Linked DNA regions of Homo sapiens: region 2 is linked to region 1. Evidence: chromatin loops called from intact Hi-C (ENCODE). Cell type or tissue: A673. All regions are shown on one strand. Links, peaks and the distances in the headings refer to the core of each region. The heading gives the core; the rest is flanking DNA. Region 1 overlaps POMP (proteasome maturation protein). Region 2 overlaps MTUS2 (microtubule associated scaffold protein 2).

What was found. A loop is a pair of places that touch in the nucleus more often than their neighbours do. Peaks named below come from ENCODE experiments on the same cell type or tissue, not always from the same donor. Only the 100,000 strongest peaks of a DNase experiment are listed, where the experiment ranks them.
Region 2: a loop joins it to region 1, with 4 times the contacts of the local background. A loop is called at or near these places in 4 of 110 quality-filtered maps.

The regions. Positions count from the first base shown.
Region 1 is chr13:28,673,774-28,689,914 of GRCh38, forward strand. POMP (proteasome maturation protein) reads left to right here. Exons shown (of 6, transcript NM_015932.6): 6 at 4,262-5,186. The coding sequence ends at 4,329. Among named protein-coding and RNA genes, the nearest start is that of POMP, 23 kb to the left of the region's middle. In A673, for the core only: a CTCF peak has its summit at 6,030 (motif pointing right); no DNase peak of the experiment used is centred there.
Region 2 is chr13:29,355,639-29,371,779 of GRCh38, forward strand. It overlaps MTUS2 (microtubule associated scaffold protein 2), which reads left to right. Exons shown (of 16, transcript NM_001033602.4): 8 at 3,624-3,835. Among named protein-coding and RNA genes, the nearest start is that of MTUS2-AS2, 110 kb to the left of the region's middle. RefSeq lists an enhancer at 7,279-7,498 and a silencer at 7,314-7,608. In A673, for the core only: a CTCF peak has its summit at 7,564 (motif pointing left); a DNase peak (open chromatin) is centred at 7,533.

The DNA of each region.
Region 1 (16,141 bases), core at 2,928-10,927:
TTCTGTAATTCTGTTTAAAGAAAGGGAGAGGGACTTAGGAGCATTTATCTAGTCAGTCAAATATGTGTCAGGCACTGGGCTAGGCTCTGAATATACAGCTGTGAACAAAACAAATATCTGTGCTTTCAAATGGGGGAGATAAACACATAAACACAAATATACAATTTGATAATTCTAGGAATAAAAAGGATGTTTTTGGGTTGGGAGGGCACATACCTCTGGGAATACAACACAGAAGTGAATTTCTGAAAGAAACATGAAATCATTGACCTAGAAGTAGAAGGAGAGTATTTCAGACAGAAGAGATGAGTATGTTCAGGGTATGTAACCTGAGAACAGCTGAAGAACTCTGAACGGTTTGAGATCTTACTCTACTTTGAAGCTAACTTGTTAGCCTGCCATGAATTCATGGATGCTGGCAGAAGACAAGAGACTCCTAAAGGACAGTTTCTTATTCATAGCAATAGCGTAGCCAGAGTATCAGCATTTCTTTTGGTTCCCTTAGCCCCACTTCCTATGGGGCAGCTAAGAAGAGGGTAAGGTGAAGCCTTGTACATTGAGTGTGTTACGTTAGAGGAGAGGAACTCCATGTTCAGGCCACCTCAGCCTTATAACTGGCAGTAAACCTGCCTGTCCTGTGCTGCTTTGTCTTATGAGGCTGAAACGGCTTTGGAAAGATAGCCTAGAACAAAGGCAGTTTAGTGTCTCTGCTCCCAGCTTGCAGAATGGAGAGACCAATAGAGAACTGTCTCCCAGCATATATAAGAGCACTTTAAGAAGGCCCATATGGCTGGCATGTTTTGAGCAAAGTAGAGAGTAGAATAAGGTTGAGATCAAAAAGCTCAGCAAGGAACAGATGAATCAGGGCCTACAGACCATGAAAAGAAGTTTAGAATTTCTTCAGAATGCAAAAAAAGGCCATTGAGCAGTTTTAAGTAAGGATGTAATGTGATGGAATTATATGTTTAAAAAGGTCACTAGCTGGCTGGATGTGGTGGCTCAGATCCATAATCCCAGCACTCTGGGAGGCAGAGGTGGGAGGATCAGTTTAGCCAAGGAGTTTGAGACCAGCCTGGGTAAGATGAGACCCTGTCTCTACAATTTTTTTTTTTTAAATTAATTGGGCATAGTGGTGTGCAGCTGTAGTCCCAGGTACTCAGGAGGCTGAGGCAGGAGGATCACTTGAGCCCAGGAATTTGAGGCCACAGTGAGCAGGGATCACACCAGTGTACTCCAGCCTGGGCGACAGAGTGAAACCCTATCTCAAAAAATAAAAAATAAGCCACTTGCTATCTTGTGGGCATCTTTTAAAATTCATTCCTTGTGTCTCTCTAAGGTAGCTATTAGGAAAAATCACCTGTTTAGGTAGATTTTTTTTGTTTTGGAGACACGAGTCTAGCTCTGTCACCCAGGCTGGAGTGCAGTGGCGCGATCTCGGCTTACTGTAACCTCCACCTCCTGGGTTCAAGCAATTCTCCTGCCTCAGCCTCCCAGGTAGCTGGGATTACAGGTGCCCACGACCACACCTGCCTAATTTTGTATTTTAGTAGAGTCAGGGTTTCACCATCTTGGCCAAGCTGGTCTCAAATTCCTGACCTCCGGTAGTCTGCCCGCCTCAGCCTCCCAAAGTGCTGGGATTACAGGCGTGAGCCATCACGCCCGGCCAGGTAGATGATTTTTATCCACCTGGTAGATGATTACAGTGAGACCACTGTATTTGGGGTAGTTTTTTTCTTGTGGGAACTGTTATTGCATAATATACGGTTAACTTAGGGCTTCACCTTAGGGACCTGAATTAGCTGTTCCTTTCTGCCTCAAATAGTTTACCCTCATTTTTCAGATCCCAACCTAAATATTACTCAGAGAGTCCTCCGTTAACTACTGTTAGTCTGTTCTTGCATTGCTATAAAGAAATACCTGAAGCTGGGTAATTTGTAAAGAAAATTTATTTTGGCATATGGTTCCTCAGGCTGTACAGGAAGCATAGTGCTGGTATCTGCTTCTGGTAAGGGCCTCAGGAAGCTTACAATCGTGGCAGAAGACAAAGGGGGGCCAGTGAATTATATGGCGAGAGGGAGCAAGAGAGTGAGGGGGCTGCCACACAGCTTTAAACAACCAGAACTTGTGTGAACTCAGAACAAGAACTCACTTATCCGGGGGGTGGTGCTAGACCATCCATGAAGTGTTCAACTCTGTGGTCCAGTTACCTCCCTACAGGGCCACCTTCCGCACTGGGAATCACATGGCTTTGTTTTTTTTCTCTCTCTGTCACCCAGGCTGGAGTGCAGTGGCGCGATCTCTGCTCACTGCAAGCTCTGCCTCCCGGGTTCAAGCGATTCTCCTGCCTCAGACTCCTGAGTAGCTGGGACTACAGGCGCCCACCACCACGCCTGGCTAATTTTTTGTATTTTTACTAGAGATGGGGTTTCACCGTGTTAGCCAGGATGGTCTCGATCTCCTGACCTCGTGATCTGCCCACCTCGGCCTTCCAAAGTGCTGGGATTACAAGCGTGGGCCACCGCGCCTGGCCGGGAATCACATTTCCAACATGAGATTTGGAGGGGACAAACATCCAAACCATATCAACTACCTAATCTAAAGTAATCCCCGCTCTGTCACCCTGCCTTATATTAATTCTTTACATAACACTTATGTGATATTTTTCTTATTTATTATTTGTCCAACTTAAATATACGTGTCAGGAGAGCTGGAGATTTTTTTCTTGTTAACAGTTGTGTTCCCAGTACCTGATAGGGGGCTTGATCCATAGTTAAGGGTCATGTTGATCACATTCTTATCACCTTTGACACAAAACACAGTGTTAAGTCTATAATCAGAGAGTAGCTTGTTAATCTAAATACTGTGTAAAGACTGTGACAGTATTGGAGATGATGACTTTTTTGCCTGCTTATCAGTGAAGTACTTAGGCAAGTTAATTCTGTACATTTTACAAGATTAAGAAGGACGTATAAGGACACTAGTAGAATCAAAAATAGACTTTTTCTTAATGCTGGAAGGGGACTTTCATGTACTCTAATCCCCTAACTGGAAGATGAGTAAATGGAAGCTCACAGAGGCTCAGTCCTCACTCAGAGTCTCACGGCGAGCTTGTGGTACAACAGATGCAAAACCCGTCTCCACCAGTGCCTTGCTTACATGATATGCTGTCTTTTGGTGCAAGTGATTTATTTAATAAATGCATTTTATTAAAGAAGCTTTAAAAAGCAGGGTGTGGAGAAAAGTTTAGTTACATAAATGAGTATATTCTTTGTGCAAAAATTTGAAATATTACCATTGAAACTCAGATTTGCTGTAGTGACCCTCAATCCCATTTTTCTCGTTCCCTAATTACCGGCTGTTTTAGTTTGGTTTAGTCTGTCCTTCCAGACTGTTCTGCGTGTCTTTCTATGTAGTCAAAAATATTGCCTTTTTTTTTTTTAAGTTGAGGTTTTGAGTGCCTTTTATATACACAGCAGTTTATTAATCTCCAGTCTCTTAGGAGGTCCAGTGAGGAAACATCCACATTGTACTGAACTGTTCCTCTTGGTAGCCACCATTATTATGTGCAGGGTTATTCATTTTTACAAAGTGATTTTACGATTTAGTTCATTAGGTTTTTATTCTGTTTCTAGTCCTATGTTGAGTAGAGGACAAAGAAAAAGTCTCTGTCTTTAGGAAGCTTATGCTTGGTATTAATTTTAAAAGTTCTTTTAGGTGTATAATCACAGTTAAAATAAGGCTTTTGTCTGACTCATCTGTAAACACAAAAGTGATGATTTTTAAAGGTTTTCTTTCTTAAGAATTCTTACGTTTGTGTGGATACAACAGGTCAGAAGACAATACAGATAAAACATTTTTGTGAATTAAGAGATTGTTTCCCGTCCTGTGGGAAGCCACTAGAAAACTTAAGAACTTTGAAAAAAAAACTTTTGTCAATCTGTTTTTTCTTTTTAAATCCACTATTTTGAGATATTATTGACATACAATAAAGTACACCTATTTTTAAGTGTACAGTTCTGTGGGTTTTAATTAACATGGAACCTGGTCTCCTAAACAGAGGAGTAGAATGTTTTCATTGCCTCACAAAGTTCCCTTGGTCCCTTTTCAGTCAGTCACCCCACCCCAGCCCCAGGCAATCACTGGTTTGTTTTCTATAACTTTAGGTTAGTTTTGACTCTTCTGGATTCTTATGTAAGCAGAATCATTGAATGTATCTCTTTTTTGAGAGTCTTTTAAAATGTTTGTTTTTGTTTGCTTTCAGATCCATCACAAAGCGAAGTCATGGGAGAGCCACACTTGATGGTGGAATATAAACTTGGTTTACTGTAATAGTGTGCTGTTCATGGAAACCGAGGGCTGCATCTTGTTTATAGTCATCTTTGTACTGTAATTTGATGTACACAACATTAAAAGTACTGACACCTGAGAATTTCTGCTCAAGTAGTATCAGTGATCATTTAAAATTTGGAGGGGTCTTTGGTTTACAGCCATGTGACAATTAAAAGCACTAAAGGGAGATCATGTTAAAGCTCTTAATTTATATTAAAACAGTAGCCTTTGTCTTTAAAAAAGTTGTTGCTCATGAATATTATAAAATGATCTACAGGTTTCAATTCAACCTGTTTCTAGGTTTTTTTGTAAATTTAGTTTTGATTAAGCATTATAAGCATTTGAGTCTATAAACTTTATAGTAGCATCTTTCAGAATAAACATTTTTAATTGATTTCAGTGGCAACTCTCAAATTGATTACAATATGAGATATATCAGTGTCGTCCATTAACACTCATAAGAATAATATTTACTGTGTCAGTGCTATTTTAGGATTATAGTTATTGTTTGATTATTTCAGGTTGAAAAGTAGAAGTTCCAAGGTTTTGATTTTGGTCTGGTCTTTAAGTGAAAAATTAAAGCAACCAGTAGATGTAGGTTAAACTTTTACTTCATAGACTTAATATGTAATTAATATATTGCCAAGCAACACTGTTAAAGAAAAGTAAAACTCATTTTTTCTTGTTCTTAATTTATATATTACAAGATACTGTAAGGTATTCTTTATGAAGTTGATATATAAAAATTTACATTTTTAGAACATTAGTGAATGGATCATCTTTTACAATTAAAAGTATATTTTGATTATCAGTTTCTTAGGAACATCTTTGATTAGATAAATTACTGATTTGAAACATTTGGCAATGTCTAGAGACTTTTTGGAGTTACAACTTTGGGGTTGGGCTGCTACTGGCATCTAGTGGGTAGAAGCCAGGAATACAGCTAAAGATCCTAAAATGCACGGAACATCAGCATCAATTTATGGTCTTGTAACTAGTTGAAGACACTAAAGGGAAATGAATTTAAAACTCACAATTTATATTTGTACAGTAGCATTCTATGTCTTTAAAAAACTTACTTATGAACATTCTAAAACCATCTACATACAGTTTGCACTCTGCAACCAAGATCATTTGGTTCAAAATGTCAGTAGTTGCTAAAGTTGACAAACCTTGAGAAAAGTCAAGTACACTTAAAAAATTTCTTTTGTTGCTCAGGCTGGAGTACAGTGGCGAGATCATGGTTCATTGCAGCTGAGACTTCCCAGGCTCAAGCAATCCTCCCACCTCAGCCTCCCAAGTAGCTGGGAGTACAGGGGTGCATCTCCACACCTGGCTAATTTTTTATTTTTTTATAGAAATGGAGTTTCGCTATATATTGCCCAGACTGGTCTTGAACTCCTGGCCTCTAGTAATCCTCCTGCCTTGGCCTCCCCAAAGTGCTGGGATTACAGGCATGAGCCACTGCACCTGGCCCGTTACACATTTTTAAAATAGATATCTTGCTCTTACCTATTGAGATTAAGTTTAGAATCGTCTTTGCTAATACAGTGTTCTCCAGCCCACTTTACACTTAAATAATAAGAAAATGTAGAAATAATAAAGATTCACTAATTGCTTCTACATATATTCTCCTTAATTAAGGAAGTTGGAGATTTCTTCTGTACCTTAAACCTAGGAATAATAGATAACCCTTCCTGACCAGTAGAGGGTACTGTGTTTAAGAGTGTAGTTTAAATGGAAAATGTGAGGCTTTAATATAGAACTTGGTAATCACAAATAACACTTTCTGATGGTCTTTTTGCCTCCTCTCTCCTCTTTTAACCTTTGTGTTACCAGTGGCCCTCACCCCTGGATGCTTATAGGAATCAGCTGGGAATCTTGAAGAAATTTTAGTGTCAGTATTTTAATCTCATAAATTCCAGTAGGACTAGTCTGAAATGGATCCCAGGAAGTATATTTTTTGAAAGCTCTCCACGTTGAGAACCTTTTATATGCTTTATTCCCTTTCTTTGCTTGCTCTGCCTTTGTGTTAGTGACAATTGCCAATTGCAATTCCCAGGTTGTGACCTGTGCTTCTGACCGACTGGTTGCAAATTGGGGTTCCCACTTTCCCTCTCCTTGGGTTTCATAATTTGCTAGGGCAGCTCATAGAACTCAGGGGAACACTTTACTTACATTTATCTATTTATTATAAAAGATATTGCAAGGGCTACAGATGAACAGCCAGATGGAGGTGATGCATAGGGCAAGGTAAGGGGGAAGGTGCTAGGAGCTTCTATGCCCTCTCCTGGCACACCACCCTCCGGACACCTCCACGTGTTTACCAACCTGAAAGTTCAGGGGTTTTGATAGAAGCCTCATCTTGTAGGTATGATCAATTATGAACTTACTCTCCAATCCCTCTCCCCTTCCTAGACGATGAGGTTGGTTGAATGGGGCTGTAGATTCCAAGCTTCTAGTCATGATATCACAGTCCTTGATTAAAATTTATTAATACTAAAAAGCATACCTAATGGCACAATCTAATTTTATATTAAGCCTTTTAATATATATGAGAACAAAGGAGTTGGTGGCTATTACCATCTGGAAGTGTTGGGGATTTGGTGTATAATTGAACACGCACACCACGGGATGGCTCTTGCACTAAACACAACTTTTCACTCTACAGAATGTAAATAACAGGCTTATTACTTTTTCTTAATTTTGCCCTTTACCATGGGTGTTATCCCTTTTTCTGGAGGACAGGGAATACATCTCAGTGCTCTTCTACATTGTGTTATTCCTTTGTTTATTTTATTTTTTAGAGATGAGGTCTTGCTATGTTTCCCAGGCTGGAGTGCAGTGGGTATTCACAGGCATGATTATAGCTCACCAAAGCCTCGAACTCCTGGGCTCAAGTGATCCTCCTGCCTTACCTTCCTGAGTGGCTGGGACTACAGGTGTACGCCACCATGCCCCCAGCTTGTTATTTCTTTGAATGCAGACATTCAAGAATGAGAAAAACGATCTGAACAAGTGCTTTTGAAAAATGGAAGAACTATGTGAAATATAATTCTTTCATTGGATTCTACAGTTGGATAAATGTGTTTATTCAAACACATGAAATATAAGTTAAATATAAGTTAAAATCAACTCATCTCTTCAGAAGTGTGGCCAGAGTCAAATTTAACCAAATTTTGACCTGCTGTTTCAATAAAACAAAAAATGCTGTGACACTTTGTTGGACTTACTTTCCTCATGACTTCAAAATTGAAATTCAATTTCCTTCATATACAAGAAATGCTTCATTAAGAACCTATACTTAATATGTTATAGATCTTTAAATATTCCTAAAGAATGAGAATATACTACTAGTTTTTGTTTTTGTTTGTTGTTTTTTGAGACAGAGTTTCACTCTGTCGCCCAAGCTGGAGTGCAGTGGCACAATCTTGGCTCACTGCAACCTCCACCTCCCAGGTTCAAGCGATTCTCCTGCCTCAGCCTCCCAAGTGGCTGTCTTTGTTTGTTTGTTTTGTTTTTTCAGGTTGAAAAAGTGTAATGGACTTTAAAACTTTTTTTTTTTTTGAGACAGAGTCTCGCTCTGTCGCCCAGGCTGGAGTGCAGTGGCGTGATCTCGGCTCACTCAACCTCCGCCTCCCGGGTTCAAGCGATTCTCCTGCCTCAGCCTCCTGAGCAGCTGGGATTACAGGCACCTGCCACCACGCCTGGCTAATTTTTGTATTTTTAGTAGAGACGGGGTTTCACCATGTTGGTTAGGCTGGTCTCTAACTCCTAACCTCATGATCCGCCCGCCTCTGCCTTCCAAAGTGCTGGGATTACAGGTGTGAGCCACAGTGCCCAGCCGACTTTAAAAACTTTAAAGATGAAAAATTAAGTTTTGAAAGTTTAGGATTTGCTTCCAGATTTGGAAGTTACTTCTGGAGCCAGTAGACCTGTTTTGTCAGCTGTACTTTGCTTTTTGCTGCTTTTCAATGTCTTGGCTTAATGGAGACAGGAAAAAGTTATATTGTTCAGCACTGTGACAAAATAGAGGTCACGGAGGATATGGCTTTGGGTCAGTGGAGGATCAGGTAGAATTCTGCTTTGACTTTTGCCACACTTTTGGAGAGATGAATTGATTTTAACTCAATACTTTTGTATTTTTAAAATTTCAAAATTAGAGAAAATCTAGAAGAATAATAACAAAAGCACCCATATAACCTTCATGTCTCTAACATATTGTCTTATTTCCTCGTGAGTAAATTCAGGAGAAACATTTTTGGCAGGACATCCACAGCGGTGGCGATGTCTGCTTCTTACTGCAGCTCATCAGGGGTCATACAATATCAGGGTGTCCCGCTTGCTGGTGATGCCAAGTTTGATCACCTGGTTAATGGGTGATGGCTATCAGAGATCTTTACTGTAAAAGTACAGTTTTCTTTTTGTAATCAATAAGTAGTCTGTGAAGCAATAATTTGAGACCTTGTGTATATCCTGTTCCCCAAGAACTTTTCACTGAGGTTTTAGTATCCATGGAAAATCTTTGCCCAAATCATTTATAACATGGTCATGGGGGTCAAAAGAGGGCTACAAAATCGTGGCATTCTTTTTCTACTTGTTTTGGCTGACAAGTTGTAAAGCAGAGTTTCCCCACATCTCTCTTCCTCTCCTCAAGTGTCCTTATGCACTCATGGATTCTTCTTAAATGCTTTAGAGTCTATTTCTACACAGTACCCTTTTGATGGCCTAAACCTAACCATTTTATTGAGCAGGACTTCAATTTGAAAATGACTGATGTCAAAATGTTAAATTTAATTTTAGCATTTTTCATTGTTATTTCAGAGTATCAAATATAATTTGAGATATTTTTGTTATCATAATCATAGATATTACGGCCAAAGAAATACCATGTTGGCCATAAGGGGAACAACTGCTGACCCTAACACTACCAATGTTCTGCCCATCACAGCATGAGCAAGTCGAGAGTGAGATCGGGAGTGGTGGTTCTTGCTCCATTCTGTGTGGTAGCTTTGAAGTAGGCACTAGGGTATGAAAATTTAAGAGAGGCTGGGCACGGTGGCTCACGCCTGTAATCCCAGCACTTTGGGAGGTCGAGGCAGGCAGATCGGGAGTTCAAGACCAGCCTGACCAACATGGCGAAACTCTGTCTTTACTAAAAATACAAAATTAGCTGGGCATGGTGGCGCACTGTAATCCCAGCTACTTGTGAGGCCGAGGCTGGAGAATTGTTTGAACCTGGAGCAGGCTAAGAAAGAAACCAGGAAGCAAAACAGCAGAGGGAGGCAGAGGTTGCAGTGAGCCTAGATTGCGCCACTGCACTCCAGCCTGGGCAACAAGAGTGAAACTCCGTCTCAAAAAAATAAATAAATAAATAAATAAATAAATAAATAAAATTTAAGAGAAGATAAGATGGAGGAAACTGATAAGGCACAAGGAGTGGTGCACATTTGTTCTTCTTAAACTTTTTACTATGGAAGTTTTTAAATATCCAGAAGTAGAAAAATACAACATAATCCCATGTCCCCATCATCTGTCTTCAATAATAATCATGTTTCATCTATATTTTACACCCATTGTTCCCCTCAATATTGCCTTAAAAGAAATTCTAGACATCTCATGTGTAAATATTTCAGTTTATAACACTAGCATAACCATAAAACTATTAACAGTAATTCCTGACAAATACCCATCGTTCAAATTCCTAATGGTCCAATAAGTGTCATATATAAATTGTGCCAATTGTCCAAATATATGGGTTCCACCTCCATCTCATTTTTCTTTGTCTTGCTAGTTGTTGAAAAAACCAAGTTGGTTGCTCTATAGTTTCCCACAGTCTAGATTTCACTGTCTGCCTGTTTGTGATAGTCTAACATGTTGTTTTCTTTCCTTAGTATTGCCTATAAACTGCTAGTTGAATCTACAATCTTGATAAGGTTCAGGTTCATTATTTTTGAAATAGTCACTTCATAGGTGATGTGTTCTTCCATAAATCTGCCTGCAGATAGTAGCTACCCACTCCAGGTCTCCCGCCCCTGCAGGCTTGGGAGTGCCTGCTCCTGCTGCCTGGCCTCTTGCTGCTCCCGGCACCTGCTCCAATTTCTGAGCAAAGTTGAGGCTGAACCTGGGTACTGTCACAACTCGGCCGGGTGTGCATGCTCAGGGTGGCAATGACATCCCACCCCCCTGCCACCTAGGCCCCCTCCAGACTTTGGGTGCCGACAAACGTGAGAGGGAGGCCAAGGTGGTGCTGAGGGTGGCTTGGCATGGGCCTGCAGGTGGCCCTCCGCACAAACAGCCTGGGCACCATGGATGACATGACTTACAGCAGCAGGACGCAGACAGGCTCCTGGGCAGAAAGGGGCGTGTCTCCAGTGAAGCCACACCTTCAAGTCAGGGATGGCCTGAAGCGTGGGGGCTGGGCTGTCAGTTCTGTGAGGAGTCTGCAGCCTGGATGGAGTAAGAACTTAATGGTGCTTTTTCTGGGCCGGCCCATGGCTGCCCATGGACCAATCAGCACACACTTTCTCCCTTCTGAAGCCCAGAAAAGCACTGGGTTCAGCCAGACTTGCAGAGGTGTAGGGACTACCTGCCTGCGGATAGGAACTACCAACTCTATATCTCCTCTCTGCTGAGGGCTGCACAGACATCGGGATAACCTGCCTGCAGATAGTGGCTACCCACTCCAGGTCTCCTCTCCATTGAGAGCTGCACTCATCCAGATGACCTGCCCGTGGAAAGGAGCTACTCACTTCGTGTTTCCTGAGAGCTGTACTGTCACTCAGTAAAGCACCTCTTTGCCTTGCTCACCTGCCAGTTGTCCACGTACCTCATTCTTTCTGGACATGGAACAAGAACTTGGGACCTGACAAATGGCAGAACTGAAAGATCTATAACACAAACAGGGCTGAAACACACCCCCCAACCCACTGGCCATGTTGTGAGAAGGAGAAGGAGAGAAGAGCTGTGGCCCTCTGGGAAGCCCAGACCTAAGAGCTCCCCGAGCCAGGGCTGTGATACCCTCTTTGGAACCCTGTGGTTCCTGGCATCTCCAAGCTTCCAGATGCCACCACATTTCTTGGATCCTGCAGTGGAAGCTACTTGCGGTATGCCTGGTCCAGCCACAGCCTCGCACAGAGCCAGTGCCTGTGCGGGTGCCTGGAGCTGTCTGCCCCGCCACAGCAGCCAGTGTGCCTGCCTGTGCACAGTGGCCAGACCCCGTGCTCGCTCACTCACGCACCCCTTGCCACACTGTGCCTGGCTTGCCCTTGGCAGGAATGGGATCTGGGCTGGTGGCACAAGCCAAGCGCAGCCTGCCAGGCCGAGTGGGCAGAATGAGCCCAGTGGGCCCAAACAAAACTCCCGCAAAGGCGCCACAGCCACAGAGGCTTCCAGCTGGAAAAGCGACACCCTAAGGATCCTGTGACAGTATAATTTGAAGTCCGGTAACTTTATGCCTCCAGATTTGTTCTGTTTGCTTGATATTGTTTTGGCCATGTGGGCTCTTTTTTGGTTCCATATGAATTTTAGGATTGTTTTTTCTAGTTCTGTGAAAAATGATGATGGTATTTTGATGGGAATTGCATTGAATCTGTAGATTGCTTTGGGCGGTATGGTCATTTTCACAATACTGATTTTTCCCATCCATGAGCATGGGTCATATTTCCATTTGTTTGTGTCATCTGTGATTTCTTTCCGCAGTGTTTTGTGGTTTTCCTTGTAGAGCTCTTTCACCTCCTTGGTTAAGTAGAGTCCTAGGTTGTTTGTTTGTTTGTTTTTTGCAGCTTTTATAAAAGGGATTGAGTTCTTGATTTGATCCTCAGCATGGTCATTGTTGGTGTATATCAGTGCTACTGATTTGTGTATGTTGATTTTGTAACCTGAGACTTTACTGAATTCATTTATCAGACGTAGGAGCCTTTTGGATGAGTCTTTAGGGTTTTCTAGGTATACAGTCATATCATCAGTGAATAGCGACAGTTCGACTTCCTCTTTTCCAAATTGGATGCCCTTTATTTCTTCCTCTTGCCTAATTGCTCTGGCTAGAACTTCTAGAACTATGTTGAGGAGAAATGGTGAAAGTGGGCATCCTTGTCTTGTTCCAGTTCTCAGGAGGAATATTTTCAACTTTTCCCCAATCAGAATGATGTTGGCTAGTTGGCTATGGGTTTCCCATATATGGCTTTTATTACTTTGAGGTAAGTCCCTTCTATGCCTATTTTGTTAAGGGTTTTTATCCTAAAGCGATGCTGGATTTTATCAAATGCTTTTTCTGCATCTATTGAGATGATGATATGATTTTTATTTTTAATTCTGTTTATGTGATGTATCACATTTATTGACTTGTGTATGTTAAACCATCCCTGGAGTGAAACTCACTTGATTATGATGTATTATCTTTTGGATGTGCTGTTGGATTCAGTTAGCTAGTATTTGTTTGAGGATTTTTGCATCTATGTTCATCAGGGATATTGGTTTGTAGATTTCTTTTTTTTTAAATGTCCTTCCCTGCTATTGGTATTAGGGTGATATTGGTGTCATAGAATGATTTACGAAGGATTCCCTCTTTCTCATCATTTGGAATAGTTTCAGTAGGATTGGTACCAATTTGAATGTCTAGTAGAATTCAGCTATGAATCCATCTGGTCGTGTACTTTTTTCATTGGCAATTTTTAAATAAATGATTCCATTTTGCTGCTTGTTATTGGTATGTTCAGGGCTTCTGTTTCTTTCTGATTTGATCTAAGAGGGTTATATGTTTCCAGGAATTTATCCATTTCCTCTAGATTTTCTAGGTTGTGCACATAAAGGTGTTCATAGTAGCCTTGAATGATCATTTGTATTTCAGAGGTCAGTTGTAATATTTCCAGTTTCATTTCTAATTGAGCTTATTTGGACCTCTCTCTTCTTAATCTCACTAATGATCTATCGATTTTGTGTATCTTTTTAAAGAATCAGCTTTTTTGTTTCATTTATCTTTTGTATTTTTTTTGTTTCAATTTCATTTAGTTCCGCCCTGACCTTTGTTATTTCTTTTCTTCTGTTGGCTTTGGGTTTAGTTTGTTCTTGTTTCCCTAGTTCCTTGAGGTGTGACATTAGATTGTCGGTTTGTTCTCTTTCAGACTTTTTGATGTAGGTATTTAATGCTATGAGTTTTCCTCTTAGCACTGCTTTTGCTATATCCCAGAGGTTTTGATAACTTGTGTCACTATTATCATTTATTTCAAAGAATTTTTAAATTTTCAACTTGATTTCATTGTTAACCAAAAAATCATTCAAGAGCAGATTATTTAATTTCCATGTATCTATATAGTTTTGGAGTTGATTTCCAGTTTTATTCCACTCTGATCTGAGAAGATACTTGATACAATTTCAATTTTCTTAAATTTATTGAGACTTGTTTTGTGGCCTGTTATATGGTCTATCTTGGAGGATGTTCCGTGTGCCTATGAGAAGAATGTATACTCTATAGTTGTTGAGAATGTTCTGTAAATAGCTGTTAAGTCCATTTGTTCTAGGGTATAGTTTAAGTCTGTTGTTTCTTTGTTGGCTTTGTCTTGATGATCTCTCTAGTGCTTTCGGTGGAGTATTAAGTCCCCCACTATTATTGTGTTGCTGTCTGTCTCATCTCTTAGGTCTAGTAGGAATTGTTTTATAAATCTGGGAGTTCCAGTGTTAGGTAAATATAAATCCAGGATTGTAGTGTCTTCTTGTTGGACTGATTCTTTTATCATTACATAATGTCCTTATTTGTCTTTTTTTACTGTGGTTGCTTTAAAGTCTGTTTTGTCTTATATAAGAGTAGCTACTCCTGCTCACTTTTGATTGCCATTTGTGTGGAATATCTTTTTCCACACCTTTACCTTGAGTTTATGAGTCCTTATCTGTCAGGTGAGGCTCTAGAAGACATCAAATATTTGGTTGGTGTATTTTTTTAAATTAATTCTCTGATTTTGTATCTTTTTTTTCTAATTCTTTTTTTTGAATTATAAGACTTTAAGTTCTAGGGTACATGTGCACAATGTGCAGGTTTGTTACATAGGTATACATGTGCCATGTTGGTCATTTACATTAGGTATTTACATTTACATTAAGTATCAACTCGTCATTTACATTAGGTATTTCTCCTAATGCTATCCCTCCCCCAGCCCTCCCACCCCCCAGCAGGCCCCAGCATGTAATGTTCCCCTCCCTGTGTCCACGTGTTCTCATTGTTCAACTCTCACTTATGAGTGAGAACATGCAGTGTTTGGTTTTCTGTTCTTGTGTAACTTTGCTGAAAATGATGGTTTCCAGTTTCATCTATGTCCCTGCAAAGAACATGAACTCATCCTTTTTTATGGCTGCATAATATTCCATGGTGTATATGTGCCACATTTTCTTTATCCAGTCTATCACTGATGGGCATTTGGGTTGGTTCCAAGACTTTGCTATTGTGAACAGTGCTGCAGTAAACATACGTGTGCATGTGTCTTTATAGTAGAATGATTTATAATCCTTTGGGTATATACCAAGTAATGGGATTGCTAGGTCAAATGGTATTTCTAGTTCTAGATCCTTGAGGAATCACCACACTATCTTCCACAATGGTTGAACTAATTTACACTCCCAACAGTGTAAAATTGTTCCTATTACTCCACATCCTCCCCAGCACCTGTTGTTTCCTGACTTTTTAATGATCACCATTCTAACTGGCGTGAGATGCTATCTCATTGTGGTATTGATTTGCATTCTCTAATGACCAGTGATAATGAGCATTTTTTCATAAGTTTGCTGGCTGCATAAACATCTTCTTTTAAGAAGTGTCTGTTCATATCCGTTGCCCATTTTTTGATGAGGCTGTTTGTTTTTGTCTTATAAATTTGTTTAAATTCTTTGTAGATTCTGGATATTAGCCCTTTGTCAGATGGATAGATTGTAAAAATTTTCTCCCAATCTGTAGGTTGCCTGTTCACTCTGAAGATAGTTTCTTTTGCTGTGCAGAAGCTCTTTAGTTTAATTAGATCCCATTTGTCTATTTTGGCTTTTGTTGCCATTGCTTTTGGTGTTTAGTCATGAAGTCTTTGCCCATGCCTATGTCCTGAATGGTATTGCTTAGGTTTTCTTCTAGAGTTTTTATGGTTTTAGGTCTTACATTTAAGTCATTAATTCATCTTGAGTTAATTATTGTATAAGGTATAAGGAAGGGATCCAGTTTCAGCTTTCTGCATATGGCTACCCAGTTTTCCCAGCACCATTTATTAAATAGGGAGTCCTTTCCCCATTGCTTGTTTTTGTCAGGTTTGTCAAATATCAGATGGTTGTAGATGTGTGGTGTTATTTCTGTGGCATCTGTTCTGTTCCATTGGTCTATATATCTGTTTTGCTACCAGTACCATGCTGTTTTGGTTGCTGTAGCCTTGTAGTATAGTTTGAAGTCAGGTAGCATGATGCCTCCAGCTTTGTTCTTCTTGCTTAGGATTGTCTTGGCTATGTGGGCTCTTTTTTGGTTCCATTTGAAATTTCAAGTAGTTTTTTCCAGTTCTGTGAAGAAGGTCAGTGGTAGCTTGATGGGGATAGCATTGAATCTATAAATTACTTTGGGCACTATGGCCATTTTCACAATATTGATTCTTCCTATCCGTGAGCATGGAATGTTCTTCCATTTGTTTGTGTCCTCTTTTATTTCGTTGAGCAGTGGTTTGTAGTTCTCCTTGAAGAGATCCTTCACATCCCTTATAAGTTGGATTCCTAGGTATTTTATTTTCTTTGAAGCAGTTGTGAATGGGAGTTCACTCATGATTTGACTCTCTGTCTGTTATTGGTGTATAGG
Region 2 (16,141 bases), core at 4,214-12,213, 680 kb after region 1:
TCACAGAGTATGTGCTGAATAGAAGGTGTCAAATGTTTTTGTCGCCAAAAACCACATGACATGAAGCATGCATGTGAAATCAGCTTTGTGTGTAGGTCATGACGAAACACTAATCTAGGTATTTCTGCTTGTATATTTCACACAGAAAAGGAAGTACATTGGAGATAAAGCTCATTAACAGTTCGGTAGTGTACTAGGGCCAGTCAGTAAGAAATTGGCAATTCTACTCTATTTTCCCTTCATTTAAAGATTCTGAATCCATTGATAAGCCCTGTGTTGAAGGCCTCTATTCACTAATATCCATTTCCTAGTTCAGCTGGGTGGAAATCAGAAAGACATTGTAGGGGACCAGAGTGTTGCTTCTTTGGAAAGAGTCTAAGTAGGTTCTGGCTGCCTGCATGGTGAGGTCAGTGGCATGCCTGCCTGCTTTGCTGCTTTGAACCTTAGACCACCCCAGAAACAATAGAAATACTTCAAGCAGTGGGGAAGGAGGTGATGACAAAACACTCCTACATCTAAAAGTGTCATGGGGGAACATGACATGCCCCTCCTTTAAAGCCTGCATGGTGGCTCTTCCTGAGAAATATGATGGGAAAGAGGTCAGGAGTGGGTCACCACCACACCAACACCACTTCTCATCCCAGACCCACCATGTGCCCTGTGAGCTGTCTGTGACCACCACCCTCCAGAAGTTGGCCATCTAATTATCCGATACAAACCTGGTACTTCCTAAGCAGATGTGCATTCTAGCTTCACTGTCTGCCAGCTCTTGAGAGAAAAATGAGAAGCAAACACCTGTTCTGAAACAGCTGAAGCTGGCCATGTCAGTGATCTTCGTTCAACATAAGCTCTCTGTCCCCAAGGTGGCAGTGAGCCTGAGCTGCGATCTTTTTGTTTCACCCTGGGGACGGTATGACATGTGGGTGGACAGGAAAGGGGGTGACAGACAGTACATCAGGGAATCAGCTATAGAAGTAGTAACAAAGATTGACAGCACGAGAAAGAATACTGTTTTTAGCGAAGACAAAAGACTGCCAGTGACAGTACGATGATTATTAGTCCTAGGCAAAGTCACGCTGGATATGTTTAGAGAATGGCAGGACCCTTTTCAACTTAAAGCAATAGAGAACTCTACAACCAACTTTGTTTCTCAGCTTTTTCTTCCTAAAGTCTTAGCACTGGTGCCGGAGCCTTGATCTGTGCTCTGACAGTGATTGAGTGCCACCAGTCCTGAACCAGGATTGGTTTCACAAGGTAGTTTGGTGTCACAGAGCGGCTAAACTTTCACTTGGTGTGTTGATCCCAAAAGTGGGTGTTGTCAGAGGAGCCTCTGTCTTAGCTCAGAATGCGGGTTGTTCGCTGGCCCCAGAAGAAGAGGTGAGCTTTTTGCACTGTTGTTCAGTAGAACACTGGAATTTTGAATAGGTGAGTAAAAGCAATATAATAATGACACCAATATCAAAGTAAGTGCCAAGAATAGAATTTCACTGAATCCTTTTATATTCTCCATTTACCATTGAGTATAATTTCTAACATGATGATGATGATGATGATGATGATATTATTATTATTGTTATTAAAGGTGGTAGTTCTTAGGAGCTATCCTCCCCAGAAATAAATCTAACAGCCAAAAATGCGTGACAGTGTGAGCGCCTGCTAACGTCCACAAGCTCAGAGGTGACTCTCTGTACCATAGGTTACAATTAGCTCTAATTCACTGAGCTGGAAATTGTTTTATTATTTCCTTTAGATTTCTAAAAGAAGTGCCTTCTATTGTAACAGTGTCAGGCACCTGGTACCTCAACAAATTAATTAAAGCACTGAAGTGTTTTATAAAATCACGAGCCACAGCAATAAAATGGAAAACAGCAATTGTGGGGAAAAAAATATCTATCTTTGGTCTTAGGCTGTGTCTTAGAGTTTAATGCAGGCAATAAAATCTCTCACCTTTTCTTGATGATGTTTAGTTGGTAGTCATATTTGTTTTGTTTTCAGCACTGAGAATGTTGAGATAAAGTACATATTCAGGTTGATTTGCCTACAACAAGCAAGTGAGTTTTCTGGAATATTATGTATTCTGCTATCATAAACACAGTTTCTATGAAGCAGTGATTTCACATTCTCCTATTCCATTAAGTCAGAATAATTTACGATATGCCATATGTGAGGTTACATGGCAATCTCTGATGACTTTTTAGGAGGAGAAGGAATTAATTAAAATTAGCATGGTTACCCTTAACCACTAGAAGCATTTAGGTCAATTAACCACTTTCCCCTTAAAAGATGAGGCCACTTGCACGTTCACAAACCCATTACTCTGCATTGTCTCAGTACACCAGGTACTGAAGGGGCTACCATTTTCTGGTTTGTTTTATATGTTGCTCCCTGGTATCTCGGAGAGGAAAACAGAAGAGGAAGAAAACATTTGAAATATTAGTGGATTTATGATTGTGCTGGTCAGTGTCTGTGTCATGTCCTCTAGGAGTGTAATCTACTAGAGTGAAGGAAAGAACGTGCCTTTGAGATGTAAGCCCATTGTCAATAGCAGGGGTTCTCCGACCGCCTGCACATCCCAGGTCTGTCTGTGCCTCCTACAGAGGGACCAGAGGAAGACGCCTGCCCATGCACGGGTCTTGGACTGTGGTGGAGTGCTTTCCTCTGTGCTATTTTGGGGGACCTTGCCTTTTCTTTTTTGAGCTTCAACCTAAAAATCACCTCTCCTTAATGCCCAAAACCCTGTCCTCAACCCCAGGCAGAGCTCCTTGCCCCGTCTTCTGTGGCCCCACAGCCCCTCACATTCACCTGGCAGGAGCCAAGTCACAGAGGGCTTTGCCGGCCATGGTAAGGTGTGTGGACTTCCTATTCATCGTGAGAGAAAGTGAGCAGAGGGGTTCACACAAGTGATGACGTGCCTCACGTGTGCAAAGGTCATTCTGGCTGTGGCGTAGTGAAGGAAGAGAGGAAGCAGGGCTTCCCATCAGAGAGTGAGAGGGGATGGCGGCTCAGACTACACCTTTAGCCATGGAGGAGGCGTCAAGTCACATTGGAGGGATGTGTTGCAGGAGACCTCACAATACATTGGTGCTATAGGAATTTAAAGTCAGGAGTTGCTAGAGCAGCGGTAGCCAGGGCTGTGACTTGGACGTGACATTGAAGAAAAGGGTCACTAGAGCAGCCTCTACGGCGAAGAAAGGGGCATCGAGGTGTTATTCTCTGGTGCCCAATTAAAAGGTTGCTAGACGATTATAAGTCTGACTTCTATCTGGATTGATTGATTAATTTCCCATTAGACATTGTCAAAGAGTAATCTCCTTTAAGAAAAAAAAAAAAAAAGCTTCTCTCTCTCCAAGCAAGCCTAGAAGAAGTGTCGGAAGCTGGAAGGAATTTGGCAATTTTGTCTGTTATCCTTTTTCCAAGCACGAAACCTTGCACTTAACAACCACATTAATGGAACAATAATTTTAGTCCCTGACTGTTTTTTCTTTTCAATCCTTAAAAATGACAAACCGTGGGCAATTTCTTCTCTACCACTTGAAGAACTCCTTGTGTAATAAGAAGCCGTTGTCACATGTGTACTGAGTGTTTTTTCACAGGTGACCGGGGTTTGGTTTTCTTTCTCACAGGATACCCAAAGCAGAGGACTGCGGCAGCTCGAAATGGGTTTCCGCCCAAGCCGGACCCGCAGGCCCGTGAGGCTGAGCGGCAGCTGGTGCTGCGGCTGAAGGAGCGGTGTGAGCAGCAGACCAGACAGCTGGGCGTTGCGCAAGGGGAGCTGAAGAGGGCCATCTGCGGCTTTGATGCCCTCGCCGTGGCCACGCAGCATTTCTTTAGAAAGGTGAGGCCCCATTTCGTGAAGGTCCAAGGGCATTTTGGTTGGAGGAGAGTGTGGTGATGGTGACGGTTGTTTGTGTATGTTGCTGTTTTGGGTTTGAGTTTTGATCAGAGTGGAGTTTGGATTTTCAGGAGTTCAGGCAGAATCTCCTGAGGCATCCCATCATCTTTGGGGAGCCACGTTTATCCTTAGGTGTGAAAGAAATACGTCTGGGAAGGATCATTAATAATCTTCATTCCAAAATACGAAATTATGTAAAAAATGAAAGGAAAGGATATACAGGAACATTTTTGAAGGTGGGATCTTTGCAGGAAATGGAGCGTGTGGTAGTTTGCATTTTCGAGGGGAGATGGTCACTTTCCGACATTACTGCTCACATCACAACAAAGGGAGACAGGGCCCCAGTACCGTTCACGTCGGCTGTTGATGGGCAATGGAATGTGCTTGGCCTGGGACTCTTCTCAAGGCCATGCTCACAGTTCCCAGAGCAGCATGGGGTGAGGTTCGGATTCTCCTTGTGCCCTCAATTTTTCTGAAAATGCAGGGAGGTTGGTTTCTCCTCTGCAAATGTCTGGATCTGTGTGTGTATACTGAATCTGTTATTAACCATGGAGCAGATAAGCATCCCAGCCTTTCCCCAGGGAACAGAGGTGGGAGCCTAGTGTCCCACTGCATTTGTTCTCCACCTTGAAGTCACCAAGGTGTGCTTGGGGGAGAAAAAGCATAAACATAAGTGCACATTTTTGAGATGCACATATGGACCTCCTGGTATCTATACATGGGAGGAAGTAAAAGTGCTGTATAAATGCTCTCCAAATAAGAAAGTGAATTAACGAAATATCTGGTCAATTTGAAAAGAAAAGCAGAAGAATGTGAAGTGGCTCCATGTCCCCTGGCAGCTCCTTTTTGGCCTTTTATGACATCCTTCACCTTCCCCTCTACTCCAGTATAGAAGCCTGAGCTGCTCTTTTTTGTTGTTATTATTTTTGTTTGTTTAAAGCTTTCAACAGAAAGAGCCATTTATCAATCTGTTGTGGTATTAAATGACAAGATGAGTAGACAGCCCTGAAATTTCCATTTTACCAATAGTTTCAGCCTCCTCCCCAACCAGAATTTTAACCCCAGCAGAAAATGGCCAATGTGAATTTCATACCTTCCTTTCTGGTCTAGTCACGATGCATGACGTGATCTGGTAAGCTTGCATAAAGTAGCCGAACACCCCCCCCCCCCCGTAAGAATTAAAGTTACAAACACGTCTTCAAGGAGCCCAAGAGGCCTGACTGGCCATGGTCAAGATGAGCATTTTTGTAATTAGGGAAGGTGATTCGTCGTATTTCCCACTGACTGTCAAGTTGTACCTAAAGAGGAAAACAGGGCTGTTCCTTGAAGTTCAGTGACCCTGTTTTAGTCACACTGCCTGCTCTGGGACTCTGCCTTCCAGACATCATCCAAAGAGTCAGAACAAGCCCTTGATAAAGGTTTCATATGATGGACAAAGCAATAGATATTGATATAATATATTGATAATATGTTCCGTGTTTTAGAAGTTGGAACTTTTAGGCCCCACTTTTGGGATCATGGCAGGGGAGAGAGTAACTGCCAAAATTAGGGGTCAGTTCCCTGTAGTTATGCACTTCCATGTTCCAGGAAAATTCCTTGTTGGCCTGCAGACCAGGAGTTTTACTTCTCTGTAGCATGCATGTGGCTCTCAAACCAGAGACCAACAGCGGCTGGCAGGTGATTTGCAGGCATCTCCACTGGACCTCTCTGCTACTACAGCTACACTTGGCATGACATTTCAGCAAGATGGATGGTGGACATGAATTTCATTTTCTTTTCAGTAAATCACAACCAGTAACTCCAAATGGGCTTCAAAAATGACCGTGGCATTTCACCTCCCACACAATGTATTTTTTTCTCTGTCTTTCTGATCTCTACGCTATCTTTCTCTCCAGATAAATGCCAGAAGAAAAAACAGAAGATAAAATGTTTTTTTTTTAAAAAGTTAAAGTCCTAATTGAACATAATCAGTGGCTTTTATGCAGGCCGTCATGCATGCCATGTAGTTTAAGGTGATGGATTTGAGAATTTGCTAGTAATACTGAATTAGACCAGGAGGTGTGACATGGGGTGGAGAACCTGGGAAAATAGAGGCAAAGCAGCCCTGAAACCTTCAACAATGGAGCCCTTTGAAGTTACCAGGTCAGGAGAACCCAAGGTACCCCATGTCACCCTTGTGAGAAACCCATGCATTATTATTGTGAATGAGATCTTGTCTGAGCCAAGCATGCCAGCTTTGAGGAAGCATGACCTGTATAGCCTGAAAATGCATGATCTCTTTGTTCTACCAGTTAGAAGGCCCTGCCAGAATTCCATCCTGTAAGGAATGCACGTGTATCTTTTGTACACTGTAGCATATTTATCTGCACAGCATGCTCTGGTGGAGAGAGGACGCAGTGCTAACCCAGAGTCAGTTCCATCTCTGCCCCTATCCAGTGGTGAGACCTTGAGCAAGTTCCTGCCTCTGTGCACTTCGTCATCATCACTGTAGGAATAACATCCCTGTCCTTGTTCTCTTTCCCCCTGGCTGAGTCATTAACTTTGAATCTCAGTTTTCTCCATTTAAAATAGAATTCATAATAACTCTTCACAAAGTCATTGTGAGAATGTAGTGAATTAATGTGCAAAGATGCTTTATAGAGATGGGTCTCACTATGTTTTCTAGGCTGGTCTCAAACTCCTGGCCTCAAGTGATCCTCCTGCCTCAGCCTCCTAAAGCACTGTGATTACAGGCATGAGCCACCATGCCCAGCTGGCAAAGGCACTTTTTTAACAAATATTCAATCAAACATTCTTTTCTGAGTACAAAGAAATCTGTCAGGATCTACCTCAAGGATTTTACTCTCAAGTGGGAGAAGGTGAAAACACAGTCAAAGCCCTTGAAGAGCTTGGCCTGGAATGTACTTTAAAAATAATTTAAGAAAATAATTTTCAGTGGCCAGGCTCGAGCAGCCTGGCCAACATGGTGAAACCCCATCTCTACCAAAAATAAAAAAAATTAAAAAAATTAGCCGAGTGTGGTGGCACGTGCCTGTGATCCCAACTACTTGGGAGGCTGAGGCAGGAGTATTGCTTGAACCCAGGAGACGGAGGTTGCAGTGAACCGAGATTGCTCCACTGCACTCCAGCCTTGGTGACAGAGGGAGACTCCATCTCAAAATACATTTTTTAAAATGAAAATGAAAATAATTTTCTAGTATAGCTCTTCAGTTGCTGCTATATATTTTTACCTGAATATGCTGATGCCATTAATTTAAATATGTGTTGGAAGTAAGCCTCACCACTAGAGAAAAAGAATTAGAAGCCCAGATAAGAATCTCCCTTTTCTGCCCCATGCTTTATAGCTCCTGGCAGAGTAGCTGTGAAAGTTGTCAGCTCTAACACAGCCTCAGCCCAGCGTCCAGGGATTCTAAGATGCCACACTTAGGTGCCAACAGCAGCCTCACACTTGTGCTGGTTGCAGGCAGCTCTGCCCCTGCAGCAAGGTATGTTCCTCACCACGGGCCAAACAGATCTGCTGTATCCATGCTCCCAGACCCCCAAGTGGTGTAGTAATGAGTGTGACTCTCAGGGACGGACTCGCGCTCCTTAGGGTCAGGTTGAATGGTGTGATGGTGCTTTTGCTGTGTGGTTCCCCGTAATGCTACTCTTTAGCATCCCCTGGTGGCTCTCCCATGAAACAGTCCACAGGATGGTCCTCACCCTGCAGCATGGAGTTTTATACACATTACCTGAGGGTACATGGATTTTCATGTTACTTTTAATAAGATTTATTATACTTATTCAGTATTTTTCATATCTATTCTTGTCTTCTTTGTTAACTTTATGAATGTGATTGTAGATGATGGTTTTGAATTTTTTTACATGTTATTAAATAGTTTAGGCATAAAAGACCTCAAAATGAATATGTCAAGCATTTTTGGACTTTCTAAACTTACTAAAAAATTAATAATTCACCAACCTCCTTCTTCTCAGAGTGTGTATATATTTTAAGGCTTTTATTATTTTACCTTTTATCACAAAAAAAATTTAATATAGAATAGTGGAAAGAATAAAACCCAGATACCCCATAATCCATATTTAACATTTATTAACATTCTGCCATATTTGCTTTATCTGTGTCTTGTTGTTGTTAGTTAGGGGTATGTATATTTTTTATATATTTTGTATATTTGAACTTCAACCTTTCACCTTCAGTTCACATATATTAGTAGACAATCTTTAGCAACTCTGTCTCTACCATATGGGGTGGGTAGGTAGGGAGGATTCAAAAAAGTAAGAGGCAGAACTTTAACAATAGAGCTCTTATTTATTGACCATCTACTATGTCCTGGGCACTTAACAGGCATTATTTTAACCCTCACAACAACCATAGCTGTTGTAGATATCATCCTCATGTGATGCCTGGGGAAACTGAGGTTTGGGGAGATTGCATAGTCCTCTGAAGACAACATAATTAGAAAGTGATGGAGCCAAGATACAAATACAGGCCAGGCCACACCCAACACTCATGTTTTTCCACTATATTATGATGCTACTTCTCCCTCTCTTCACAATCATCAAGGTGCTTTTTATGTATTAAGGGGGGAAACGCACAATTGCAAAACAGGTGAAACAATAATCTAAAAGTTAAACACACAGAAAATGACCTAATGGTTTAAGCTGTTGCCATAAAAAAAATACTATGTGCTCAAGTGGAAGCCTCATCCTTGATAATGGGAAGGAGTCTTGGAAGAGCAGGATGGAGAGAGGAGCAGAATGTGGGGTGAGCAAAGAGGAAGGAAGAGCGTATTGGGACGAGAACACCCGATGCCTGCTGTCTGCAGAGTGCCCCCGCTCCCTGCATATCTTTAAGCCCTTGGTAAATTAGTTAATGACTTCTGAATAGAGATTTAGGCCCTGGGGAACTGTTTTTAAAAGTGCAGTGATTGCTCTAGCATGGATTGCAAACTCCTCATAGTGAAGCTGGCCCCAGCTCACCTTGAGTGCTCCATAACACCTGGTTGATTCATGGGTCAGGACAGGGTGTCTGTTAAAGGGCAGGAGAGAAGAGACAGCAGTAGAACCCCTTTGGAAAATAAAGGCTTGCTAGCTTTATCTGTTTAATGCATTCAGATTTTAAATTCAGGGATTCATCAGAATGAATGTTGCCCTTGAGCTAAAGCAGTAGAGAAGCTATTACGTCCACCAGCCAAAGGACTTCACATTTCAGAGATTTTCCCACTGAGTGGAGCTCTCAGAGCAGTAATTATACCTTATCAGAATTGAAAACATCAAGCTCTTTGTTGCTTCCTAAATCCAAAACATGGTCATTTAAACATAGTGTTTTGTGCCTCTCCCACTTATAAACGATGCTCTGCGATTATCTTCTCTTCCCTTAATTTTATCTTGAATAACCAAAGGCTTAAAGAAAATGTGAGCACTTAAGGTGGCATTTCTGACAGCTATTCAGCACATAACACAGTAGAGAGTGCTAGTGAAGTGGTAAATTCAAGGTAAATTAATGGTTCCTATGGTTGTTGTTCTGAAAGAATATTATGTGTCACAAAAATAAGTGCCCCCACAGTGCTTTGATAAAAGAACCATGAGCGTCTGTATGCTTTTACTCATAGGACTTCAGCTAAAGGAAGTTTTTAGCACAACCCCCAAACATCAAAATATTCCCAATATCAAGGGACAGAATCCTCCAGATATGCCAAGCAGCTCTTTGAAGTAATAAGAACCCTTGGCCTGTGGTGTCAGTTGTGCAAAACATCATGGTCAGTGGAAAATGAAACTCAGAATAGCGAAGTCTTCTCAACATTCATGGAAGATCCTTGATACTGAAGCCTGATAAAACCCACCTCTATTGATGATAATATACATTTCACAATAAGGTGCAATAAGATGAGAACAGATACCTGACCAAGGTGAAAACTAATTGCCCCATTCAGCTCATCTCACTTATGCTTTGTCATCAATACGTTTTTTTGTTTGGGTTTGTGTGTGTGTGTGTGTGTAATTAAATGTCACTTTTTTGAAGGCAGATAGGTGCCATGGGAGAAGAAAGGTGAATTTCAGCTGCTGCTTTGCAGAAGAGGCCTGAGGTTTTCCCCAGATCCTGGTGGGCAGTTGGTTAAACCTGGTCTGTAGTAAAAGTGCGTGCCTTTAAGATATTCTGGGATACAGAATTCAGCATAGCCTTCCTGTAGCCAGAGAGGCCACAGAGCAGATGAGGTATGGAATGTCACCTGGCCATCCCACTCAACCTTTCTAGACCCATGGCCTCTGGCAGATACCAATTCTTCACTTAAATGTCACTGGCGACTTATTTGAAAATAAATGCTGTAAACTCCCCTCCAACTAAACACAAGTCAAAGGAAAGACAATATTCAAAAATCATGACTCTCTAACAAGAGGAGATATGGTTTTCTCAGCCCCAGAACCTCTTCCCTGCGAGAGATGAGTTTATTCACTTTCCTAGACCTCAGTTTTTCTATAAAATGGAGTTACTAAGGGTCCAGTTTCAAGGACAAGACTATAATGAAGGGGCTGTCAGGCCCAGGCTCTGTGATTTAATTCAGTGCCTCTGACTCTGTGGGTTGTTCTATTAGTCCGTTTTCATACTGCTGACAAAGACATACTTGAGACTGGGCAATTTACAAAAGAAAGAGGTTTAATGAACTCACAGTTCCACGTGGCTGGGAAGGCCTCACAATCATGGCAGAAGGTGAAAGGCACATCTCACATGGCGGCAGAGAAGAGAAGAGAACTTGTGCAGGGAAACTCCCCTTTATAAAACCATCAGATCTTGTGAGACTTACTATCACAAGAATGGCATGGGAAAGACCCACCCCCATGATTCAGTTACCTCCCACCAGGTCCCTCCCATAACATGTGGGAATTGTGGAAGCTACAATTCAAGATGAGATTTGGGTGGGGACACAGCCAAACCATATCAAGCGTTATCATTTAAATACCAGAAAATCATCGCCCGCTAGCTCAGTTGGTAGAGCATGACACTTAAGCACCAGAAAGTGCTCTGCCCTTCCTCAGGGGGTAGAGTATGCCTATTGATCCCTGCGGCCCACTCTAAGCATACCTGGTATGGGACCATCACGGTTTTGAAAATATAAGTTAGATTATTCTCTTTGGGAAAAATCATTTAAATAACAAACCTTTGTGGAGCATCTGAATCATGAGTCTGTTTCTAGCATATTATTCCTTGGGGACACCACCAAGTGCAAAGAGAGACAGGGAGAGAGATAGCCCTCCAGTAGTTGCCTGTCAAGGCTGAGCCCTCTCCTTGGTTCCTTTGGCGTCTGGTTTCTAGCAGGAGTTAAGAGACCTGGTGGCTCTTGGAGTACCTTCTTATGTGGGCCTAAAACCAGCACCTCATCTCCTGTAGCAGTTTGTGATGTGAGCCTCCCTCCCTGTGTCTGCATCCCTCTGCCTCCTCCTTAATACACACACACTCTGAATCATCTCCAATTCCAAAGATAGGGAATGGTCCATCCTAATCATTCTGTCTATGGTCCATCCGCTTGGTAAATGGATGACTTGAAAACCACATCTCGGCCCCTGAGTTCCAGTTCTGGGAAGAGATGCTCACTGAAATCATGGACAACAGAGTGGACTGTGAAGCCTGTCAAGCAGGCAGGGTACCTGGGGTAGGGGCGCCTTGAGAGAGGAACGTGGCTTGTGAAATGGGCCAAGGATCACATAGGACCTCAGCAGGCAAAGGTGGAGGAATTGGGCCTTCCGGGACAGCAGGAAGAACTTGAGCAGAGAGCGGTGCAGTGTGGGGAGAGGGCAGGACCACTCTGTGGAAGGTGAAGAGTCTAATTTGCCTAAAGCTTTGGTGATGATGATGGTGGGGAATGAGGCTGAAGAGTTCAGGGCCTTGAATCTTAAATAAAAGAGAGGAGGCACTGGTGGAGGCAGGCAGGAGGCCCTGAGTTTTGGACAGCAGCTGCAGCGCTGTGTTTTAGGAAGATTAACGCAGTTTGAGATGGATGGCAGCAAGAAAACCCCAGGTAGGGAAAGCACATCTCTGCCAGTGGAATAAAAATCCAGGCAAGAGGTGAGAAGGGTCAGGGGGACCTGGGGTCCCGATGGAAAGGAGAGGGCAGATACAGAGCCTGAGGCTGTGAACCTGACAACTAAGTGGATTCAAGATGCCCAGACGATAAAGGATGAACCCACCCCACCCCAGCCCCAGCAACACCCACACAGAAATCACAAACTGCTGAGAACCTAGGAATTATGTGCATATACAGCTCAGAAATGTTTAAAGGGGTCATGGGTTCCTTTGAAGAAATCTGCTCCGGAACTGTACATTGTATGCATCAATGAGCCCTCAAGTCCAGGGAAAAATAAAGCAATGCCAAGGGACCTGTAGCTTTTCTTTTTTTTCCTCCTAGAATCTACTTCTTTTTTTTTTTTTTGAGATGGAGTCTCACTCTTTCACCCAGGCTGGACGGCAGTGGCGCTATCTCGGCTCTCTGCAAGCTCCACCTTCCGGGTTCACACCATTCTCCTGCCTCATCCTCCCAAGTAGCTGGGACTACAGGTGCCTGCCACCGCACCCGGCTAATTTTTTGTATTTTTAGTGGAGACAGGGTTTCACCATGTTAGCCAGGATGGTCTCGATCTCCTGACCTCGTGATCTGCCCACCTCGACCTCCCAAAGTGCTGGTATTATGGGCGTGAGCCACTGCACCCAGCCCCAGAATCTGCTTCTAACCCATGTATCACCTGTCCCACCCCCTGGGACAGCAGGTGGGACACAGTACCCTGTGTCCCACCCATCCTCTCCAGGAAGTGCAAGGTGGCTCTGAATTGCTGCTTCTTTTACATTAATTTAGTTAATGCTTACAGTTAGATAGAAAGAATCAGTTCTAATGTTTGATAGCATAGTAGGGTGACTGTATTAACAACAATATATTGTTATATTTCAAAATAGCCAGAAGAGAAGATTTGAAACATTTCCACCACAAAGAAATGATAAATGTTTGAGGTGACGAATATCCTAAATTCCCTGATTGGATCATTAAACATTCAATGCATGTATCAAAATATCAGATACACCCCATACATAGGTATAAATATGTATCCATAAAAAATAATTCAAAAAAATAATGTACTTTATGCTTCCTACCATCCTGCATCCCTCCAGAGCTGGTACAGCCCCCTGTGTTGATTTCTGGGACTCTTTCTCTTTGGTAATGCTGAGATCTCCATGAGGGAATTAAGCAGAGGTGTAGATGTCAGGAGAGAAAAGGGAGGCTCTAGAGAAGCAAGCTCGGGGTGGTTTACATACAGTGATGTGAAAGGGATGAGATTCACAGGAGGGTGTATGCAGAGGAGGGAAGCTGACCTGGGACAGCATCTTGGGAAATGCCTGTGCATCCTTCATGGGGCCAGGTAAGGAGCAGTAGGCCTGGCAAGGAGAGAGAGGAGCTGGTGAGAGGGGTTGCAGGAAAGGGGAGAATCCCACCTCTCAGAAGCCAAACGGAGGGGGCATCTCTGACAGGTGAGAGTGATTTACAATACCAGGAACCAGACAGCAGAAGAAAAGGTTACAGATACCAGGTACCAGGCAGCGGGAAAAAAAAGGTTACAGAATGAGGAAGTACCCTAGACTTTGGCAGTTTGGCAAGAGTATCTGTAAAGAGGTAAGGACAACCAGCTTTTCCTGGTTCCTCTATTATCAAACGGTTTATTTAGCAAAGTTCTGCCTCGTTTCAGCCCGTAGAGAAGCCCGTTCTTCTACCCTGTGAGGAGTGGCAATGGCACCATCTACAGGACATTGTCTAGAAATGAAAATCTGTGCCCGGAGAAAAGAACTCATGTCAAGTATTACCTTAAATTCCAGAGAGTTTTACAGAAAGCAAATGCCGCTCTCCTCCCTTTGGCTCCCTAAAGTGTCAACTACAGTCCTGCCTATTCCACAAACCTGATTGAAACGAGGTTTGAAATTAAGAACACACAGCTCAGCTCCTTTCATTTTTCATTTTATTCCTGACCATCAAATCACTAAAACAGCAAGAATAAGATTTATGTGGTACACTGCAAGCAGTTTGCCTATGAGGTAATTCATAAAAGCAATTATATATGGCACAAACCTAACAGTAAAAGTGTATACCTGTGATCCAGTCCCTGGAGAGAGTAAAAACACATCACTTCTGCCCTCCCAGGAGAAGAAAGAAAAACATTTAAAATCCAAAATAGTGAAACTCTATTACACGACAGTATTCTCTTGAGAACAAAGATTTATCATAAGTATTATGCTGACAAAATAGATAGGAGGTGATATTATTTCTCAAATTCTTCTTCAATAATATTTCCCCAATTTTTGTTTCAGGTTAAAACTCAGGGTCAGAATTCTGTATTTATTTTAAAAGCATGAAGGAGGAAGAAAAAGAAAGGAAAAAAGAAACAAACAAGTGCAATAAATAGAAAATAATTACAAAGATGGTCAATAGTAATTCAAAGATATCCATAATCACTTTTAATGTGAATGGTCTAAACAGCCCCAGTTAAAAGATAGAGATCTGGCTAGGCATAGTGGCTCATGCCTATAATCCCAGCACTTTGGGAGGCTGAGGTGGGTGGATCGCTTGAGCCCAGGAGTTTGAGACCAGCCTGGGCAACATGGCAAAACCTCATCTCTAAAAGAGAGAGAGAAAATGGTTTTTTAAAAAACGTGCTATGGTTTGCATGTGTCCCCCAAAAGTTGATGTATTGGAAACTTAATTGCCATTGTAACAGTATTAGGAGGTAGGGCCTTTAAGATGTGATTCGGCTGGGTGTGGTGGTGTGCATCTGTAGTCACAGCTACTCAGGAGGCTGAGGCAGGAGGATCACTTGAGCCCAGGATGCAAGGCTATAGTGCTCTATGATTGCACCCGTGAATAGCCTCTGCACTCCAGCCTGGGCAACATAGCTGGAGACCCTGTCTCTTGAAAGAAAGAAAGAAGTGATTAGGCTACACCCTCATTAAGGGATTAATGGCATTATCCTGGAGTGGACTCTTGATATATTTGGCTCCTATCTTGTCCCTCCGTGTCATGCATTCACTTTTGCCTTCCATCCTCCCTTCTGCCATGGAATAAGCTACACCAGATGCCAGTGCTATGCTCTTGGACTTCCCAGCCTCCAGACTGTGAACAAAATAAACTTCCTTCCTTTATGGGTTACCCAGTCTGTGGTATTCTGTTATAGAATCAGAAAATGGACTAAGATAACACCCAATTATATATTGTCCACCAAAATAAAAACCAATTTGAATATATAGCTCAAATTAGAAGTAAAGGGATGGAGAAACATACACCATGCTAACACTAATCAAAGGAAAATTGGAATAGCTCCATTAATTTCAGACAAGGCAGACTGTAGAACAAGATTACCGCAGATAAAGAGGGACACATAATGATAAAGGAGTCTGTTCTTCAAGAAAACATAAGAAACATGAAGGTAACTATTGATATTTTAGGCTGATTCTATTGGGTTCCAGTGACTTGTGTGCTCAGGTGATGTTCAATTATTGCAGTTCTGAGAGTCCTGTTTCTTCAACCTCAAAAATCTGCTGAAAAGCTTCCAGGATTTAGAGGAAAAATAATTGTAAACACCTGATGTATTCTGAGCACTGATATGCTTTTTATTTTTTAATGCATATTATTTCATTTAATATCTTCACATTAACCACCCCCCCCCCCTTTTTTGAGATGGAGTCTCGCTCTCTTGCCCAGGCTGGAGTGCAGTGGTGTGATCCTAGCTTACTGCAACCTCTGCTTCCTGGGTTCAAGTGATTCTTCTGCCTGAGCCTCCTGAGTAGCTGGGATTACAGGCGCCCGCCACCATGCCCAACTAATTTTTGTATTTTTAGTAGAGATGGGGTTTCACCATGTTGGCCAGGCTGGTCTCAAACTCCTGACCTCAGGCGATCTGCTTGCCTCGGCCTTCCAAAGTGCTGGGATTACAGGCGTGAGCCACTGTGCCCGGCCTCTTCACATTAACCTTTTGATGAAGGTATTTTGATACCCATGTTATAGATAACTCAGGTTGCCTTGATCAAATAATATTTTATTATTTTATTCATAAAATGTTTCTGAAAAACCTGGTAGTTCTCCAAATAATAGAATGGATATGACATAGGACTTCCCTTTAAGAAAATTCCAATCAAATATCCCACCTAATTGTTTCAAAACACCTCCTTTGATCTTCTCAGCACTGCCAAAAGATAGGCAGGAGAACTCTTAGTATTCC